2 separate regions of the Homo sapiens genome follow, and region 1 is linked to region 2. Evidence: read pairs that join two places in POLR2A ChIA-PET (ENCODE). Cell type or tissue: B cell. All regions are shown on one strand.

Evidence for each region. Peaks named below come from ENCODE experiments on the same cell type or tissue, not always from the same donor. Only the 100,000 strongest peaks of a DNase experiment are listed, where the experiment ranks them.
Region 1: POLR2A ChIA-PET joins it to region 2 with 5 read pairs; 2 of 35 experiments call an interaction of 5 or more read pairs at or near these places.

What each region holds. Positions count from the first base shown.
Region 1 is chr1:29,059,039-29,067,038 of GRCh38, reverse strand. It overlaps EPB41 (erythrocyte membrane protein band 4.1), which reads right to left. Exons shown (of 21, transcript NM_001376013.1): 15 at 6,555-6,617; 16 at 1,881-2,057. Among named protein-coding and RNA genes, the nearest start is that of TMEM200B, 61 kb to the left of the region's middle. In B cell, no CTCF peak of the experiment used is centred here; no DNase peak of the experiment used is centred here.
Region 2 is chr1:30,740,773-30,748,772 of GRCh38, reverse strand. LAPTM5 (lysosomal protein transmembrane 5) reads left to right here. Exons shown (of 8, transcript NM_006762.3): 2 at 6,224-6,317; 3 at 7,057-7,133. It overlaps LOC105378620 (a long non-coding RNA gene), which reads left to right. Exons shown (of 2, transcript XR_007065566.1): 2 at 1-4,983. Among named protein-coding and RNA genes, the nearest start is that of MIR4420, 5.5 kb to the right of the region's middle. RefSeq lists enhancers at 1-13, 334-643, 2,544-2,693, 3,014-3,203, 3,214-3,273 and 1 more. In B cell, no CTCF peak of the experiment used is centred here; DNase peaks (open chromatin) are centred at 222, 1,273, 2,784, 4,962 and 1 weaker place; H3K4me3 peaks cover 5,414 bases; H3K27ac peaks cover 8,000 bases.

The DNA.
Region 1 (8,000 bases), 1.7 Mb after region 2:
GAAACTAAATAATAATTTGGATAGTTTACCATAAATTCTGAAAATTTAAAAAAAAAAAAGTTTTAGCTGGGCACGGTGGCTCATGCCTGTAATCTCAGCACTTTGGGAGGCTGAGGCGGGTGGATCACCTGAGGTCAGGAGTTTGAGACCACCCTGACCAACGTAGTGAAACCCCATCTTTAATAAAAATATAAAAAATTAGCTGGGCGTGGCGGCAGGCGCCTGTAATCTCAGCTACTAGGGAGGCTGAGGCAGGAGAATCGCTTGAAGCCAGGAGGTGGAGGTTGCAGGGAGCCAAGATCGTGCCATTGCATTCCAGCCTTGGCAACAAGAGTGAAACTCCATCTCAAAGAAAGGGAAAAAAAAAGTTTTAAAATTATTAAGACATCATTTTACTTTTTTAAACTAGAATTGCTATTGTTTTGGGGGAAAAACAAGCACATAATTTTTAAATCATAATCACTTATTGAGTCATTGTGACTATATAAATATTTCACTTGTACTGACTAAAGATAAAAACTTTTGGGGTATATGTTCATGGTAACTTTCAAGATATTTTCATTAAATGTTTAATAGATTCATTTATTCAGATGTAGGATTTCTTTTTTTTCTTTTTTTTTGAGACGGAGTCTCACTCTGTTGCCCAGTCTGGAGTGCAGTGGTGTGATCTCGGCTCACTGCAATCTCCGCCTCCCAGGTTCAAGTGATTCTCCTACCTCAGCCTCCTGAGTAGCTGGGATTACAGGCATGTGCCACCATGCCCGGCTAATTTTTGTATATTTAGTAGAGATGGGGTTTCACCATGCTGGCCAGGCTGGTCTCGAACTCCTGACCTCATGATCCGCCCACCTCAGCCTCCCAAAGTGCTGGGATTACAGGCGTGAGCCACCGCGCCCGGCCCAGATGTAGGATTTCTAAAATAGGTAATGACAATAACAGAAAAAGAAGAGCCCCTGAAAGGTATCTCTGACCTCTAATTGTGACTATCTTACAAAACAGTGTATTAAAAGTTTAATATTACTCATAAAGATAAAATAAATCATTTTTCTTTTCCTTTTTTTTTTTTTTTTTTGAGACAGGGTCTCACTCTGTCACCCAGGCTGTAGTGCAGTGGTGCAATCATGGCTCACTGCAGCCTTGGTCTCCTGGCTCAAGCAATCCTCCTGTTTCAGCCCCCTGAGTAGCTGGACTACACAGGTGTACACCACTATACCTGACTAATTTTTGTAGAGATGGGGTTTTGCCATGTTGCCCAGGCTGGTCTTAAACTACTGGACTCAAGTGATCTGCCTGTCTTGGCCTCCCAAAGTGCTGGGATTACAGGCATGAGCCATGGTGCCCAGCCCATAGTTTTTCTAAAATTGAAATACAATCATTAATATTTGGAATTCTGAATTCTCTGGCTTAGGGGCCTCCTTGGTTTACTATATAATTGTGGGGAACCAGTCCAGATATTTCTAAGTTGTGCAAATGTTCAAATAAAGCTTTTTAAAAAGACTAATGTCTTTCCTATTTTGACCTTCCTAAATTTAGTAAACTTTCTAGTCCCTGAAGGCACAGTTTGAATACAAATAAACCTCTACTGGCTTATGGTCAGTTTATAAACATACATTAGCCAGAAGCATGTAGCTGCAGAGACAGTTCTCAGAGGCTAATCATCTACTGGTGGCTCCAAATAGCTCCTATAATTGCACTGGGTAGCCTACCTGACTTAAAAAAAAATAAATATTTGATTACAAATGCCTTAAAGCAGCAATGAATATAGTGAGGCACCAAATCCAAATTTCAGCTCTAAGCTTTCTCTCAGATACAGAATATTAATACATAAAAACATTTATTCCCTCCATTTTCACAATTGGTCATGTGGACAAAGTACTCACTCCTTCTCCTGTGGGGATTTGCCCATTGATGTTAAGAGTTCGGAAGGGTGAGTGAGTGGATAAGCGTTTATCCCATTCACTAGGCCGTGGTTCTGGTACAGACTCCATGAAGTTCTTTTTCAGCTCACTGATGCTGGCATGATGTTTTTTGATCTCCTCTTGACTCTTGTCTAAATCCTACAGTTGAAAGGACAAAGATGCAAAACAATACACAATCAGGACAAAGAACATAATCAAGGGCAACCCGTCAGAGACTGGGCACTGGTAGAAAACATACCACATCCAGGACAGATGTTACTAATCTGCATTCAGATTATAAATATACAACATGGTATATTTGCTTGCCTTTTTTTTCTTTAAATAAAGTGCTTTTCTTAGAAGCTGTGAAGTATCACAACTCCATAGCTGTTAGCAGTTATATAACCCATAAAGAACTCACGCCTTAATTTATGATTCTTCTTCCCATTATGACACAGCAGCAGATCTCTAACTTCTCATCCCAAGAAGGTAGTTCCACAACTCAATTAGCCTCAGCTTGATAAGAAATTATTTTAGGCTCAGCTTAGGAGGATGGAGATAGCAACAGATAAACAAACTGTTTAATGAAGGCATGGTGAAACATACAACTTCCACCATTGGCTGTCTTGTCTTGTTGAGTTGCAAACATACAGTATCCTTCTATTTCTACCTGGAGATGGTTTTACTTCTCTATTACTAGGTGGCTGTTTCTGCTTTTTAAAAAACAAGAATAGCCCTTTTTTGATGTAAGAATTTATTACTGAAATTCCTAGTTAAAGGCTCCAGAGCAGACTGTTACTACCTCTGAAAAATCACTCAGAGGTACATAATAAAATGACTTTTTTTCTTTGTCAACAATATGCACATAAACTAAACGCCTTAGGCTTTCTAGCTTCTAACAGCTTCACTTCATCACTTAGTACAGCTCAAAACAGGGACTTCTTGCAATAACCTTCAAAGGATTGAGAGTGAGTTAACAAGAGTTCACCAAATACCTTATATATCTCCTTGACAATTTAAAATAATTCAACTGTTCCAGCAGATTAAATTTTTTTTTTAATTTTTGTGGGTATATAGTAGGTATATATCCTAGCAAATTTGAATACTGGGCAACCTGAGGTACAGGCAAGCTATTAAAGGGATATTCCAGGGAGAAATGAATGAAGCTTAGGTTAATAAAGCATGAGTTAGAAATAATATTCAGGTTTATGTAAAAGGAGGTATATAACAACTTTCAAAAAGGGGACTTGGCCAAAAATAGTATGGTAAATATAACTTGAAGACAAAAACTCAAATGTTCTTTGTCCAACAATACTTCAAAAAACCTTAAAAGATCTATGCTTGAGATCAAAACATGTGGGAGCCCATCACTTGATGACTGTAAAAAATTCTGTGTTTATTATATATCAAGGCAGCTTTGTATCCAAGAAAAGCATAATGCTAAATACATCTCCTAATATGCTTGGTGAATTTTGGATTTAGTCTTTCTTTTTTGGCTCTGTAGGAAACAGCTGTATTGGGGTAAAAAATTATAATTCATTTAAATAAAATTTTGCTTAAAAGTTTTTTCTGAGGGTAATACAGGTTTTAACTAAATAAAACTTTTTCAAAAGCAATGTCAAAGGGAAAACAGCATAAGAAGAATAATCAGTGAGACGATTTTGATTCTGTAGATATTCATTCAGAAAATTCATTAGTCTATTCTTTTTATTTTTGCAAGACTGAACCATGTATACCTGCTTTGAGATCAAACAGAAAGCTAACTCCAAAAGGGCAATCCTATAGCTATCCCAGAAGAGCATGTTTTGCTTGCTGGGATGAAATGTGAATATATTTTATGAATATGGACTTCACTATGGGGGAAACAACAGTTTGCACTTTTCTTCTGGCTGAAAGCAAGAAAAGCATGTCTAGTAGCTAAAGAAAAGCATGAACAAGCCCATTCAAAGACCCAGTATTGGACTGAGCAACCAGACCCACCAGGCATGTAAGGTCCTGTGACCCAGCTCCTCACTGGAAATTAAAATCTGTTTGGGCCAAGAACAACCTAATACATTTGGGAGGGTTAAAGGTGTGAATAGAGCAAAACAAAAATAAGCAAGAGATGCTATGTAAAATGATAACTCTCTTAGTTAACCTCTTAATGTAAGAGACTTGTAATTTGCTACTCTTCTTGCCTAGCTTCGGATTGGCTTGGAACCTGGGAAAATAAATGTTTTGGTAAAACCAGTAGCTTCTGAGGGAGCTTTCTCCATCCTTCTTAGCTGGCTTTGTTGAAAACCTGTGGGGGCACAGAGTAAAATTAAGATCTCAAAGGGACCTGTTCCAAATAGAATTTGTCATAGACAACTTGCTACAGGTTCTCTCTGGGAGATGGAGGAGGAGGCGGTAGATCTAAAAATGAACTCGACCTTATTTGTGCCAGAACAAAGCATTAGTGGGGGCGGGGTAGGAGAAGGGGGAGGAGGGATGCTTAAAAAAAAAAAAACCTGCTGGAGTGACAGATAACTTGAGAGAACTTCCTTACAGGGGAAAAAACTTCTAAAGAATGATGGCCAAATTACTTTGGCTGTGTTCAGGTTAGACACTTTTTGATGCCTATCACTTCATAATTTTAGCAGCAATCAAACCAAACACTTCATTAAATATAAAATGTTCTCAAAAGGCAGTTAGTGGTTTTAATTTCCAAACACACTTATTTAGAAATCCCCTCTCAGGGCTGTCAATGAAATGCTGAGGGAAAAACACATCACACACAGGGACTTTGTGAGTCTCAGAAGCCATAACACACCTCATGGAACAAATGACAAATATATGATTGGTACTGCAGGTTCCAGTTAAGAGGAAGCACTGAAGACGAACTAGTCAGGAAATATGCATGTTTAGAATTTCAAGATGTTACACTGCCAAATAAAGGAAATCAACTGACCTTCACTATTCTTCCTAGTCTCTGAAGATGGAACTACTCAGGTCTGGTTTCAGATATGGGCTAAAACAAAGAGATCCAGTTGCCAAGTTTGAAATATCTGAGGGTCCAGCCTCGAAAAACTTCATGTTAAATGAGACAAAGATATGTAAAGCACTTGGTATTTCACCCACCACGCAATACATGTTTAATGAAGGCTGGGCATATTTTTTTCTCAGAGACTTTATACATAACAAGTACTCAAAATACAGGTATTGACAAGGAATAAGATGAGGTTTAAATAATTATTAGAGGCTATATATTAAGCCAGAGGTCTATCTAGTTTTTAAAGTTTAGGTTGGGTCCAGTGGCTCATGCCTGTAACCCCGGTACTTTGGGAGGCTAAGGCAGAAGGATCACTTGAGTCCAGGAGTTTAAGACCAGCCTGGGCAACATACTGAGATCCTGTCTCTACCAAAAATTTAAAAATTAGCTGGGCATTGTGGCATGCACCCATAGCCCCAGCTATTCAGGAGATTGAGATGGGAGGATTGCTTGAGCCCAGGAGGCTGAGAGTGCAGTAAGCAGTGATTGAGCCACTGCACTCCAGCCTGGGTAACACTGTGAGACCCGCCTCAAAAAAAAAAAAAAAAAAAAAAAAAACAAAGGCCAGGCGCAGTGGCTCACGCCTGTAACCCCAGCACTTTGGGAGGCCAAGGTGGGCGAATCACGAGGTCAGGAGATCCAGACCATCCTGGCTAACACAGTGAAACCCCGTCTCTACTAAAAATACAAAAAAATTAGCCAGACAGGTGGCGGGCGCCTGTAGTCCCAGCTACTTGGGAAGCTGAGGCAGCAGAATGGCGTGAACCCGGGAAGCGGAGCTTGCAGTAAGCTGAGATCACGCCACTACACTCTAGCCTGGCCGACAGAGCGAGACTCTGTCTCAAAAATAAAATAAAATAAAATAAAAATTTTATATATATATGACCAATGTTGAATATAATGGGAAAATAATCTTACAACTCCTATAGCAGACAGCATGTTGCTATTTCAGAGTGCAAAACAGTGTAGTTTAATAGAGTTGGACAGATCCTAACTCACATCTTGGCTTTCCAGTTCTGGGACTACAGGGAAATTACTTAATCTCTTTGAGGTTCAATTTTGTCATCTTTAAAATAACAATCCCATACCCACAGGCCTGTTTTTATGATTAAACCATCTTATAGTAACTACTTATTAAATGCTAGGCTCCCCTCTTTCCTTCTTATATCTTACTTCCCGCCCCTCCCCGACAGTTCTTCTGTCATTTTTCTATTATCTCCAATATTTTAAGTCCATTCTGAATTCCCTTCTTTTTCACACTCTCTTAATTCAGAAAATGAAAGAATAGTGCAAATTTGCATCTTGGGACATATGGAAGTTTATACTCTTGGAAAATTAAAGGAACTTTTAGCAATGGTGTAGAATTTTCTAAAGGTGGGTAAAACAATGGAACCATGAGAGGTAGAGGTAGTCCCAATCATATATTTTTCCAGGTAAGTATGACAGATAGAAACTAAAAAGAATCAGAAGGCGAGATGTTTGCATATCTTCATGTTCACCAACATGCAAAAGCATTTTAAACCTAAAGTCCCTTCATGCAATTGCATGCAAAACCAAATGCAGCACAGAATGAAGAAAAGGGGATCAGCAAAGAATGCAGAAGGTTCCAGGCAACCAACTGAAATAAGCTTCAAGTTCATACAAACCTCCAACATTAAATTGCTATGTCTGATATAAATGTTTTCACCATCTAGTCTTTCTCTCTTTTTCTGTGAAAATGAAAGGGGGGAAAACAGAAAAGCATAAAAAATTAAAATGTTGTTCTTGCGGGAAAAAACTGAAAATTGGCAAACCAAAAAATATTTAAAAATAAATGTCCACAGCGCAGCATATGCCAACATGAAATGGTCAGAGAGTCACACGGACACAGAACATGATTACCACAAGAAAATGATGACCTTTTTCATGAATGATGAAAGAATGTGATGATGTTATTTAAATAGACAGTGCTCCTGGCTTCATTGGCTTCTTATGTAACAAGCTGTTTTATCTTCATTTTTGAAATTGAACTGTTTGAGGGTTACCTTAAAATATATGACTAAAAAACGCTGAAACTCCATGTATCATGGAGTGAAGAAATGCTTTAAAAACATTATTTAGCTTTTGGGATGTATTTTATACTTAGTGACACTGCAGTATCTAGATCTCTAATTATAAAATCTAATAAAAGATTAGATCTCTTTTATAAAAAAGATCTAAGAAAGATTATCATTTTATACATGATCAGCCAATAAATATACTCAGTTAACTGATTCAGACTGATTCATCCCACTCTATAGATGAAAAGAATGAGGCACAGAGAAGTCGGCTGTACACAGTACTGGGAGTTGCTGCTACAGTGGGTGTTTTTTTGGAGACAGGGTCTTACTCTGTCACCTAGGCTGGAATGTAGTGGTGCAGCTGTGGCTCACAGCAGCCTTAACCTCCTGGACGCAAGTGATCCTCCTGCCTCAGCCTCCCAAGCAGCTGGGACCACAGGAGTGTATCACCATGCCTGGCTAATTTATTTTTATTTTTTGAAGAGATGGGGTCTCCCTATGTTGCCCAGGCTGGTCTTGAACTCCTGGGCTCAAGGGATCCTCTTGCCTTGACCTCCCGAAGTGCTGGGATTACAGGTGTGAGCCATCACAGCCAGCTATGATGGTTTTCATTTTATGATAAATGTATATAAAATATTATCAATTATTCCAAGAATATGATGTCATTGTGAAATAGTTCTTATAAATTTTTAAATACAAAAGATAGGTTTGACTCTCACTGATTATTTCATTTTGCTTAAAAACATATTTTGCTACTGAAAAGTTTAATGAAACTTTTCAACATATAGTACAGGATTATGGTTTCTTCAGTTTATGTAAATATATGTGTATATCTGTCACCCAGGCTGGAGCACGGTGGCACGATCTCAGCTCACTGCAACCTACACCTCCCAGGTTCAAGTGATTCTCATGCCTCAGCCTCCCAAGTAGCTGGGATTAAAGGCGTGCACCAACACGCCTGGCTAATTTTTGTATTTTTAGTAGAGACGTGGTTTCACCATGTTGGCCAGGCTGGTCTCAAACTCCTGACCCCAAGTGATCCTCCTGCCTCGG
Region 2 (8,000 bases):
ACGAGAACTGCGGAAGAGTGAAGAGGAGAGAGAAGCCAGGCTCTGGGGAGCTGCAGGCAGCCAGGCCGGGCTGCTGCGGAGTGCGTGGCCCCAGGAATGGGGGCGTCTGGTGGTATCTGGGCTGGCTGGAGAGGTGGTTGGGGAGATAGTGCTCTTGGGGGGCTGGCCCCCACTGAGCCCTCATAAGCTCTGACCAGAAGCACAGGGTGGGGAAGGGGAGCTTCCTCTTGATGGTGACACATCTGACTCCCTTCTCACATCCTCCTCCCAGGCAACCCAGGGAAATCAGGGTGGGCAGGTGAGGTTGAGGGGACTGAGCTTCAGGGAGGGGCCATAATAATAATGATGATGGCAGAAGTGTGAGGCTGTAGGACACAGGGTCAGGGTGGAGCAGCCCTGAGGGGGAGGGGCAAGGGAGGGCTCTGGCACTTGGGACCCATATGGCAAACTGCATTGTCTGTTGGGAAGGGTTGAAGACAAGCCCGGGCCTGTCTTCTTGTGCAGCCTCTGTCCTGGGCTCGCACATTTGGTAGGAGGAGCCAATGAAGTAAACGGATAGGAAAGTGTCCACACTCTGGCTGGCACGGGTGTGTGCTCACTGACGGCTGGGTCCTTTCTCTATAACCTTTACCTCCCTGAAAATCTCAGATGGTGGGTCTCCGCCTGCCTGCTTCTGAGACGGTGGGTCCTGGGCCTCAGGGAGTGAGAGAGAGTGGGCCTGCTCTCCTGCAGAAGGGACTGGTCTTTGAACCCCAGAATCGGGGGTTCTTGTGTCATCACCACCATCCACATGATATTCCTTATCACCATCCTATCCTGATGTCCCCATTGCCGTCACCCCCATCACTGTCACCAACATCACCAACAGCATCTCTGATCATCACTGTCATCACCACGCCAACTCCAACAACATCCCAACAGCCACTCCCCGCCTCACATGGTCACCATGGCCAGTGCCTCCCAGGTGACACCTGGTGCACTGTTTTCACCGCATCCCCTCTGGTACCGCCATCCTTATTGCCCAGCCATGTTCAATACTGACCCCATTGTCCCCATCTTCCCTGATTTCCATCCTCCAGCCCCTGCCCCCATTCTTTTAGCTCAACCTGTTGCTTGCTCCTCAGAGCCACCAGGAAAAGAAACAAATCCCCCTGCCCCTGGCCACTTCCCCAACTGGCCAGCTTGGGGAAGCTGTGTTTGTCATTAAGAAAGAAAGGCTGCGTGCAGACGGGAATAAGAACTGAAACCAAAGATGGGCAGAAGAAGAGGTGAAAAGCGGGAAAGGAGAGTGGGGGTGGGAAGGGTGGCTGAGCATGGCTGGGACCGCAGCCTGAGCCTGGCTTGGAGGCAGGAGGACAGAGCTGATTTTGACCCTGCGACAGTTTTGGTGTGTGACCTTGGGCTGGTCGCTGTCTCTCTCTGGGCCATATTTCCCCGCTGGTAACATCCTCCTCTCAGGGAAGAGACACTCCCGTGCCTTCTGAGTTTCCCTGAAGGGACTGAAACACACCTGCACCACCAGGCCTGTGGCTTTTGCACATGATGTCTGCTCTTTTGGAATGCTTTCTTCTCTTCTGTGTTGGAAAACTCCTACTTGCCCCTCAAAGCCACGCTCATGGGTTTCCTGTTGGTGAAATTCTCCCTAAGTTTTTTAGACAGCAATGCGCTCTCCCTCATCAAGGACCCCAAGCCCCATGCGTGTCCTCTGTCATGGCTCTGAGCACACCATTCATGTATCGAGTTCCCTGGAGACTGTGACACCGGCACGCCAGGGTCAGTGGCTTTTCTAGACAGAGTTTGGAGGCGGTAGGTGCTCAGAGAGTGTTTACTGAGAGTCAGTGAATGCCCAGAGGTAGCAAAAACCACCACCCAATTGTGCTTGTTTATGGTGCACCTGCTGTGTGCCCGGCTCCGCGCACCACACGATTCCATTTGACCTCAGCAATCCTGTGAGGCAGGTCAGTGATTATCCCCATTCCTCAGATGAGGAGCCGAGGCCCAGAGAGGTTAGTGGCTGGCTCAAGGGTGCAGAGCTCGGCTGGGGCCTGGGGCCATCTGACCCCAGCACCCGAGCTCTTATCTTCATGATCTCACCAGCATAGAATGAAGGGACAGTGGGTGAAAAGATGCTGTAATTGGGGAGCAAGTGGGTGAGGGCATGCTGTCTGCCTGCGCATTGTTGGGGGAGAGAAGCCTTGTACCTGTCATGGGATGGCTCGGGTCCCAAGGTCACAGCCCAGCTGGGCTCTCAGAGCTTGGGGAGAAGGCAGCGCTGTGTCCAGGTGGAAACCGGGGACATGAGGGGAAGGCAAGGGCTTGGAGGCTTGGAAATGTTGACTGTCTGCATACTCTGTAGGTCGGCCAGGTACTTTCCAGGAACTACCAACAGCTGTTGGTTAGGGACATGGGTGGGGCAGTGAGGGCCTTCTGAGGGGCAGGGTGCTGGCCCTGGGGTGGCTGGGGGTGGAGGACTGTGGGCAGCCTGGGTGAGATGTCCTACAGTGTGTAGGAGCTCCACCCCACTGACCCTCCTGCGTTCTGTCATCCCAATGGCCCCAGGGGAAAATGAGGGTCTCTTCTCATTGACCAGAATCGAAAGCTGAGGCCAGGGAGAAGCCAGAACCTGGCCAGGGCCACACAGCAGTGAGGCAGTGGAGGAGGCCTCCTGCTCCCCAGCTCTTGTCTCCTGAGCTCTGAGTGGCTGGGGCTGGGGCTTGGTTGCCAGGGAAGGGTGGGCAGATGGCTAGAGAGATCCTGGAGCCTCAGGGGAGCAAGTTCAACCTTGTGGGGAGCCCTGACCCCAGGAGAGAGGCAACAGGGTTCACACCCCAGCCGGGCCACGTGACACAGGACATGTGAGTTCTCTCTCAGCCTCCATTTCCTCATCTGTAAAACGGGAAAATGTTGCCTGTCTTGTAAAGTTTTGGGAGATTGCAGTGCAAGCCTGTGCGTGCAGGTCTGAGCACACAGTAGGTGCTGAATAAATGTGAGTTCCTCTCCATCCTATGTCCTAGAGAGCCACATGGGTGCCTGGAGAGCCGAGCTTCCTCCCTTTCTCCTGGGTCAGGGCCTGGCATCTTCGTGGAAGGTCGGGGCCCCTCAGAGTCTAAGTCAGGCTCTGAGGTTGCCTCGCTCTGTGACTGTGGGCTGGTCCCCTGCCCTCTATGAGTCTCGTGAGCCATCCGGCAATGGGGACAAAGTCCTCCCTCGTCCCCTGCCGCAGGGTTGTTGAGAAAAGGTGAAATGGGGGAGGGTGAGCCTGGGTTTTAAATGCAGGTGGTTTTCACAAAAGTAGAAATACCTCTGGTGCCTGGTGCTGGGGCTGAGGGGAGGGAGGGGGGACTGCAGAGGGAGAGGGGATGGGGGCGCCTCTCTGCCTCCACTGAGGCACTGAGGGGAAGGGTTAGGCCTTAGGCAGAGCCCGGGTGGCTGGAAGATGCCGGGCAGCGGAGGGAATTGGCCAAGATTTGAACCCTAGCCCTGCATATGACCAGCTGGGAGGCCTTGGGCAAGGCCCTGGACCTCTCTGAGCTGCACTTTCTTCGTCTGTGAAATGGGAAGGAAAGTATTAAGAATAGTCCCTTTTCTGGGTAGTGGGGAAGATCATGTGGCATGGAGTTAGGCTGTACAAATGTCCCCTTCTTCCCCTGGGGTGATTGGAGGGGTTACAGGGCAGTAAGGGATGCTTGGAGGAGAACAGAGGAGTTGTAGGGGGAGTTGAGGATTAGTAGAGGTCTCTAAAGTCGGGTAATGTCCAAGGTGACCTCATGGCCTCAGGAGGACAATATTAAAATTTCTAAATTTTTCCATCATATAATTTTTTAATTTCTGGAAATTTTTTAGTAGCTGTTTTATGATGTTCATGATAAACTAGGACAGCAACACATGCGTGTAATTTAGAAAGAAAGAAAAATAGAGGCGTGTGTGCAAAAGGTTTTACTGACATAGATGCATGATCAAAATATCTAAGTCCTCTCCGGGGTTCAGGCTAGCAGGGCTCTGAGGCATTTTGGGGGTCAGGGGAATGGGAAGGCATCAGAACAGCACTGGGAGACTTGGGCTCCTCCCTCAACTTGCTGTGTGTCCTTGGGCAAGCCACCTAATCTCTCTGAGTTTATAAAACAAGCAGAGGAAGCTTATAAAACAAGTACATGCAGGCTCCTTCTAGCAAGGGGAGGTTGAGATGATCTGATTCTAGGCTTTGTTCCAGATCTCAGATAATCCTGGAATCTTGAGACTTTGAAAGTCTTCTCATTTCACAGCTGGCAGATGCTCATGGTCCTTCTCTAAGCCCAGCTGTGACTCATCTGTGATCTGCTTACATACTCCCAGGAACAGGGAGCTCACCACTTCACAGGACACCCCGTTCTGTGCTGGACGGAGCTGTCATCTGCCTCCCTTTCTCTTTCTCTCGTTCAAGGTGAAACTGAGAGGAGAGGGGCTGCGGCCTGGCCTTTAGGGGCTGAGGAAGGAGTTTTTTTCTCTCAGGGCTGTTTCCTGTGAGTGTCAGCCACAGCCCTCACCACACCTGCCTTCTTTTTGGGGTGTTCTCAACTTTCCTGATGAGACAAAGCCTTTCCAGCTCACTCTTTAGCAGGTAGAGGGGGCAGTTAGAGCATGCACCGTGCTCCTGGTACTACTGCCGAACCACGTAAGCTTGCCCCAGCCAAAAGCAGATTCTGTTTGCTGGGCACCCCCTGCCAGTCCCTGAGCTCAGTGCTTTGCAAATATAATGCAATTTAATCTTCACTAAATCCAGTGATTGCAATTTTCCAGATGAGGAAACTCAGAGAGGTTAAGAGACTTGCCCAAGGTCACACAGTGACCTGGATTCAAAATCCTCTTGATCTGATTCTGGAGCCCAGCTCTTCATCACTCTTCCGTTCAGTCCCTTTCCACGCCCCTAAACAGGATGTAATGTGGCAGGAAGACAAGTTGAGACCTGTGTCTGAGCTAAAAAAAAAAAAAAAAAAAAAACCCACACAGTCAGCAAGGGGGAAACAGATGGTGGGTGGCTGGTTGCCTGTCAGCTGAGCATGAGTTACCAGTGCAGGGCTGCCTAGAAAGCCGATGTAAACTTAGGGCCATATTAATAGAGATAGGGCACCGACTAGAGGGGAGGGGACAGTTTTCTTGTTCTTTATATGGGCAGAGGTTACCTGGAGAACTGTATGTATGTCATAGGGGAAGGGTGGAGGGCTTGCTGTGAGGACATGGACACACATAAGGTTGTGAGTTCCCCATGGCTGGAAGCACTTAAGTAGAGGCTGCATGGCACAGGTTTATGGGAGGCATGGATAAGGTGACCTCCAAGGTTCTTTAAAACTGCAGTTTTGTGGCTGAACTTCAGTTGTTTCTAGGGCCACCCCAACACTCAGGCCTATCAGATTCGCCCCTTCCACATCATTCTTAGCAAGGGTCATCTGAGAGTGTGGGGTTCATTTGTTCATTCATTCATTCATTCATTCATTCAACAAATACAACAGCTAGGGGAATGAACAAAGAGACATACAGGCTTTCCCTGCCTGGAACCTACAGTCGAATGGGGATAATGGATAACAGCACAGATTGAGTGCTTACTATCTGCCAGGTACTTTAAGTGAATTATCCCATCTGGCCCCACCACAATCCTATGAGGAAGATGTTATTGTTCCCTGAGGGGCCATGGGAGACAGAGATTCAGGGTTAGATGCTCTCCAGGGCCCTCCTGGGCCTGTGTTGATGATTCCGGGAACCTGAAGCTCTATGGTGCTCTCTGATCCCCAGAGCTTGTTGTTACAGAAGGGGATGCAGTGGAGGGGCCTTCAGCTTCTACCCCCCACCCCACCTCTTTAAGCCTGACCTTCAGTAGTAACAGTTACCACTCTTCCTGAGAACTGGGCCTAAGGGCTCTCCTGGGATAGTCTCATTTACTCCTCACAGTAGCCTCCTAAGGAAGTTACTAGTATTATCCCCATCTTGCAGATGGGAAAACCGAGGCACATAGAAGTCAAGTAGCTTGCCCAGGGTCACATAGCTGGAGAGAGGAAGACCCAGGATTCTGAACATGGGCTCTCTGTGTGTAAAGGCCACTCTTTTGTCTGAGATGCCCTACTGACCTGGCATGCCATCTGCTCCAGGATCCCCACTACTGGCTTCCCTGCTGTACACCACTAAGGTGGGAGGGGCTGGTCGGGGGGCCGTGATGCAGGCTCAGCTGACTGATGCTTTGCTTTGCCTCCAGATCATGAGCGTCTTGTTGTTCATCGAGCACTCAGTAGAGGTGGCCCATGGCAAGGCGTCCTGCAAGCTCTCCCAGATGGGCTACCTCAGGATCGGTAGGTCCAGGGGACGCCGGTGGAGTGGCGGGGGGAGGAGGACAGGGAGGGCCCTGGCCAGGGATAGCCAGGCTAGTGTTGGAGGCACTGCCACCTCTCCATGGACGATGGATGACCTCTGGCAAGTGTCTTCCTTTCTTGGGGCCTCAGCTGTTTCATCCGCAAATGGGGATGTTCCACCTGACCCCACCCACATCTGCAGGTGGTGAGAGCAGATGGAATGGCACTTTGCAAATCCCCACCAGCTGGTAAAGGTGATAGCCTCACTCTTCTGCTTAAAGCCGTCAGTGGCTGCTCATCACACTAGAATAAAATGGAAACTCCTCACCATAGGATCCAGCCTCTGCCCACCTCTCTGACAGCATCTCCCTGCGATTCTCCACCCCACACCTTGCTCCAGCCACACTGACCTCACCAACCCTGTCCCTGTCTCAGGCCGATTCCTCATTGCTCTCAGGCCACTCCCCAGGGATGCCTTCCTCAGCCTCACCCTGGCTGAAGTGGACCCCAGCCTGCACCTCCAGCCCAGCACCCTCTGTCGCATCCTCCTGTGCTATGTGTGATGTTCTGCTTTTGTCTTTGTACTCACTCCAGACTCAGGACTGCAAGAGGGCAGGGCCTGGGCTTTCCTGTGCATCCTCATGTCCCCAAACCAGTGGTTCCCCAAGTGTGGTCCTGGGAGCCTGGCTGGGGTCCCAGGGGCACCCCTGAGCACCTCCCTGCTCTCCTTGCCTTTCAGCTGACCTGATCTCCAGCTTCCTGCTCATCACCATGCTCTTCATCATCAGCCTGAGCCTACTGATCGGCGTAGTCAAGGTGAGGGCTCAGGAGCCCCGCTGCCCCCTGCCCCTTCCTGTTATTCACACCCACTGGTGGTGGGCAGTGCTGGGTGCTGAGAGGGTGGGAGGCGGGTATGTTAGGCGGTCCCACCTGCGTTCTGGAGATCTTCACACATACCTTTTGGAGAACCATGTTTCTCCCTGAGATTCCCTGGGCAGGTGACCTCAGTTCCCTGGTAACATGAGCCTCCACGGGGCCGGGCATGGTGGGCTATGCTGGTCACCGACACTTTGGTGAGAACTAGCTGATGACTCACATCCTTTTAAACGGCAGGTGGAAGCAGGGAATTTTGAGAGTGAAAAGAGGAAGTGTTGTTTCTGGGGGTGAGAGACGGGAGAAAGCACTGGATTTTGTAATGGATGAGAGGAGCCGAAGAAGGGGGAAAGTAGGATGCATGCAGCTCTATCCATGCAGTGACAGGAGCCAGCACCCTGAGGGGGACCTACGCCCTGGAAGGCCCCCAGAGAGCTCATGATCTGATTGGGGAAGATGGGCCTTCAGAGAGACAGGGACAGTCTAGTGTGACAACGAGGGGCTCCTGGGCCCGAGGCAAATCTGGTGGGAGAGTTGAGATGGGCTGTAGCTCAATCCCCTGCAGAAGAGGAACCCGCGGTCCCTGGGTCCCCAGAAAGGCAGGAAGCCAGGGCCTCACCACATAGCCATGGGAGTAGGATCCAGAAAGAGGGTCCTTCCTGTGCAGACAGGGGCCTGGCCCTTGCAGGGCCGGAGGAGTGGGGCGATGATTTGGTGCTGGTTTGGAATGCGTCCACCCTGCCTCAAATGCCAGCACCCACTCCCCTTGCTAACACTCACTCTGTCTTGGAACCCATGCTGCCTGGGGAG